Linked DNA regions of Mus musculus: region 1 is linked to region 2. The links are chromatin loops, found by intact Hi-C in ENCODE. Cell type or tissue: heart. All regions are shown on one strand.

Region 1 (2,500 bases), 73 kb before region 2:
CCTTTGTGCCTTTAGCTCTTACTGATTCCCTTCATTAATCCCAAGCAAGTGAGTCTGTCTGAGTCAGCTGAGAAGTAAAGTTTTTCTGCACAAAAGACAGCTAAGTTAGCATACTTTTCTGACGGCAAGAACAGTAGCAAATATCAGGAGACTGAGGTAAACTGGCAATGGCATAAAACTACAGTCTGGTTTATCTGTGTCATAGTTTATGATGGTTTGTTTGTAAAAGAAGTGTGTCTTCTGTGTCTGCCTAACTTTTTCCCTAAGGATAAGACAGATTTAGATTTCTTTTCTCTTTCAGAAAAGAGGTGACGATTTTGAAACTGTCTCCTTCTGGCTCTCTAACACATGTCGATTTTTGCACTGTTTGAAGCAATATAGTGGAGAGGAGGTGAGAAAACCTTAGTGGTAAAAACAACATGTTTTACTTTTTTTGACCTTTTAAAGGGAAAGTTTAAAAATGTTTGAATCATGTTAATTTAATTTCCAAACCCCCAAACAGGAAATGCACTGCTTTGATGATGTTTGCTGTCTCATGGTGAATGGGGCAGTGATGTAGCTTCTTCCTTCCTAGCATTTAAAGACAGCATGTCAAAAGCAAGCCAAGCACCATTCAGAGAGTAATTACCAGAAAACAAGTTGTTCTTTACATGTTGTGTTAGTTTATGAGTTTAGGATTGGGATATAGAATTGTTTAAAGAAATGAATCTTTTTAGGCTAAGTTCCTTAAAGGCAACCAACAGGGGCTAGAGAGATGGCTCAGTGGTTAAGAACACTGACTGCTATTCTGAAGGTCCTGAGTTCAAATCCCAGCAACCACATGGTGGCTCACAACCATCCGTAATGAGATCTGACACCCTCTTCTGGTGTGTCTGAAGACAGCTACAAGGTACTCACATATAATAATAAATAAATCTTAAAAAAAAACAACCAACAAAAAATTGTTTATACGCCTGGGCATGGAGGTAGAGAGAGTTGGGTCTCTGAGTTCAAGGACAGCCAGAGCTACACAGAAATCCTGTTTTGAAAACAAAAAAAGAATCACATATGTATCTGTTTGTAGTGAAGTGTTTATTTGTTGTTTGATAGAGTTTAGCCAAGTATAAATCTAAAGTATTGATTAAACTAAAAGCTACTTACTGTGTGTCTAACAGTACTCAGTATATTTTGACATGTAATTGATACAATCATTGGCAGTAAACCCATTTTACAGATGAGGCTCAGTGAGATTCATCCATTAGTCTGTAACCTCTTGACACAAGGAGCAGAGCTGTGACTCTGCATCTGCACAGCTCAGAGACCTGTTGCCTGACCTCACCCCATCCCATCTCCCCATTCTTTGTCAGAAAGGCAGCAAAGAAACTGGTCAGTAATACTCTCTGACAGGCAGAACAAAGGACTGTCACGGCAGGATGGCAGGATATACAGAGATGAGCAGGACATCTAGAACTTGGGCCTGAGGGAGCAGAATCCTGAGAAAGGCCATGAAGGTGATCCTCCTGGCCCCTCATTTAGACTGCGTTATCCACTAAGCTACTCTGTCATTAGGTGGGGCCAGTGAGCCATATACTTAGGGGAAAGTGACTGGAAGATGCACTGCCTTTCTGGGGAGCTCTCCTTCTAAGCCAATGCTATTTGAAAGACTTTTCTAAGAGCTGACTGAAATCATCATGTAGATACCATGAGTTAGAATAAAATGACAAAGCTCAATTGTTTTCTAGTTCATAAAGAAACTATTCTAATCAAGAAGTTTATGCATGTTCCTCTGGGTGTAATTATATGCATAGGACTGTATTTAAAGAGTTAAAGAGTGTTTTCAATTATTTACTTAGTGTTTGGCAGTAGACCTGCTGTTTTATCAATCACATATGTTCTTTCCTTAAGTTAAATTTCCCCATCTTGCTGCTAGAAAGCCTTAAGTATAGATTGCCAAGGTCCTCTGTCATTCAAAGCTAAATAGAAGAGGGTAATGCAGGTGTGAAAACACAGGCAACAGCATTGAGAATAGTGACCCTGGCACGAGGTAGAAGGGATGAGCAGGATGCAGAGTGAGGCAGACAGAGACATTGGCTTCCTGTGCACCACTAACATTGTGTTGATTCTAGGGCTTTATGAAGCACAACACGTCTCGCCAGAATGAGCACTGCCTCACCAATTTTGACCTTGCTGAATATCGGCAAGTACTGAGTGACTTGGCCATTCAGATCTATCAGCAGCTTGTGAGGGTGTTAGAGAACATTCTTCAGCCAATGATAGGTAAGACCAGTGTCGCTGAGCATCATGGGTGCTTGCTGACAAATGAGGTCAGTGGTACGTACGTGTGACAGGCATGAGTTCATGTGGAGAACATAAAGCGGTAACTGCGACAGAAGTCAGGCTCCACGTGTCTGAAGCACTGGGATCCGTGTTGACTTCCTCTCTAAAGACTAAGCTCTGTCTTCTCTCTAGCAGTAGACTTTGCTCCTTCGTCTAATTGTCAGAAAGACTTCCAGCTACTGTG
Region 2 (2,500 bases):
GGGAGGTGGCCCGCCTAAGCAAGCAGGCAAAGGTGTGTGCTGCCTTCTAGCTCCTCCAGAGATGCCCTTGATCTTCACAGAAACAGTAGAAATGCAGAGATTTGGGTACAGAGGGACCCCAGTGGGCTGTTCTTTTGTTAAGAGATTTATTAACACCAAAGAGGGGTTCTAAAGAGAGCTCAGAAGAGGCGTTGCTAGGGAACCCCTTCTTACAGATTCAGGCAAAATGAGGAGGATGGGTAGCCTGTACCCAGGTTATCCTGGATTCCTGGGTGGCAGGGGAGGAGGTATTGGTTCAGCCCTTTAGCTAAGTAAGATGTGTCCATCATACAGGAGGTGCCCCCTGTAACTCTGTCTTGCTAGGGTGTTTGGAAACAACCTTTGGGGAAGTGAGAGTCTGAGTCACAGAGGGTGCTCTCCTTTCTAGCCCCATCTTACTTTAACATCTATATATTCCCAAGGGATCAGACAACAGGAGCATCCATACAGACTGAAGGCACACAGCACCCGGGTACTCAGTTCTCTCCGTCCCAGCCTCTGGGCTGTCTGAAAATGTATTTCATATTTGAAAAGTCAGGTTCTAACACTCTAAGATTGTAACTATACAGTTACTTAAATAGATTGACTAAAAGAATACTACCTATTTAAGTTATAAATTCAGGTGAACCCTTATTGTTTATCATATTATAAACTTATGAATTCTTGTACTGAAGTGAAATTGTTGCTATCCACCATTTACACTGTTACATGAAAATTCACATGGGTGATCAGGAGGACTTCAGGTCTGGGGATGCAGCCTGATTAGTAGACTGCCTTTTTAGCACACAGGAGGCTCCAGCTTTGACTCCCAGAGCACCAAAGTCAGAAACAGTGTCGCACTTCTGTAATCCTAGCATGTGGGTGCTGGGAATCAAGCCCATGCCCTTTGGAAGAGCAGCCAGTGCTCTTAACTGTAGGGCCATCTCTCCAGGCTGATCTTAAATCGGGGGAACTGTGAGCCTGCACTTGGAGGGAGGCACCAGTAGATGTCACTCTCTTCCTCTGATGCTTTAAGAGGTCTGGTTTTCAGAGCTCTTGAAGGTCATTGTCAAGCTCTCTGTGATGCGATCTGAAGAAAATAAGGAAGTGTAAACATTACCTGAAATATGTAAAGAACCAAGAAAAGAACCAAGGCTTCAGCCTGGGCAGTCCTGTGAGCTTGACACATGATCCCAAATGTGTCATTTAACCTTCAGTTCATTTTCTAATCGATGCGGGCTCAGCTTGTTCCACTCACTTCGAGGCCTGCTAGGAGGACTAGGTGTCGAAGTGGAGCACTAGTATTTGATCCCCTCCCTCTCTGAATTGGGAGCTAGAACCTGTCAATACTCCGAATAACAATATTTGAGGAGGGCTTTTTACCCCTGCTACCCCTGAGAATATCTCTATCTGTCTTAGCTACAAAATATGAAAAATACCTTCCTCGAGATGAACTTGCAGAGTGAACAGAGGTGGATGCAGCCCCTTTAACAAGCAGAGATGCTCATGGGAAACTGTCCCTGGTGGTCTTCCCAGGCTGCTTAGCCTCCCCTGCCTCTGTGACAAAACGCCTCCTAGCAATGTACCTTCGCCTTCCGACCTGCAGTTTTACCCGTCTTGCCCTCTGCCTGTCTCATGGCAAACTTGTGATTGTTTCCTTCCGTTACAACAGGGAAGCTCATTCCTGCATCCAGGTAGGCCTGCAAACAGTTGCACAGTTGAGCTGCTTCAGGGCAAGATGTGAGGCTGTGAGAGTAGATAAGATTCCTGCTAGGAAGCCGCATGGAGGCGGGAGGCCACCATATGCTCTGTGACGGGGTGTGCCCTTGCCTGATGAGAAGTGTAACGGCTGTTTTCTCTGCACTGGATCTGTTTGCGGCTCTGATTTAGACCATCTCTGAGTTTGAGAAGGAGATAGAGCTGCTGCAAGCCCAGAAGATAGATGTGGAAAAGCACGTGCAGTCACAGAAACGGGAGATGAGAGGTACCAGGGGCATGGACTGGTTACTGGGTAGTCTGGGCAGCTTGCTAGTTGGATACCTAAGAGGGTGGCCAGCTGGTAGGCCGTAGAAACAACTGCAGAGATGCCATGGGGGTGAAGTCATGCCCAAATTCAATGTCTGCTGCTCTCTCTTTCCTTCTAGAACGGATGTCAGAGGTCACCAAGCAGCTTTTGGAGAGCTATGACATCGAAGATGTTAGAAGCAGGTAATCGATTTTACATTATCAGACATTTACAAATGTAAAACAGATTGGAGGCATGACTCGGCAAAGTGTTAACATGTGAGTGTGATCCCAAGAGTCCGTGCATTTCAGAAGAAGACTCACATGCGTGTAACCCACCAATGGGGAGGTAGAGACAGAAGAATCCCTGCACTTACCGAGAAGCTAGTGTAGCCTACTCAGTGAGGTCCAGGCCACTGAGAGACCCTGCTTCAAAATGGTCTTGGGGGTTGGAAAGACAGATGGTTTCGTGGGTAAG

Evidence for each region. Hi-C counts contacts between places; a loop is a spot of excess contacts. Peaks named below come from ENCODE experiments on the same cell type or tissue, not always from the same donor. Only the 100,000 strongest peaks of a DNase experiment are listed, where the experiment ranks them.
Region 1: a loop joins it to region 2, with 2.9 times the contacts of the local background. A loop is called at or near these places in 7 of 42 quality-filtered maps.

The regions. Positions count from the first base shown.
Region 1 is chr9:75,208,913-75,211,412 of GRCm38, forward strand. Myo5a (myosin VA) reads left to right here. Exons shown (of 41, transcript NM_010864.2): 36 at 302-391; 37 at 2,106-2,256. Among named protein-coding and RNA genes, the nearest start is that of Myo5c, 22 kb to the right of the region's middle. In heart, a CTCF peak has its summit at 1,537; no DNase peak of the experiment used is centred here.
Region 2 is chr9:75,281,985-75,284,484 of GRCm38, forward strand. It overlaps Myo5c (myosin VC), which reads left to right. Exons shown (of 41, transcript NM_001081322.1): 25 at 1-32; 26 at 1,909-2,002; 27 at 2,163-2,226. Among named protein-coding and RNA genes, the nearest start is that of Gnb5, 23 kb to the right of the region's middle. In heart, a CTCF peak has its summit at 1,021 (motif pointing right); no DNase peak of the experiment used is centred here; H3K27ac peaks cover 492 bases; H3K27me3 peaks cover 522 bases.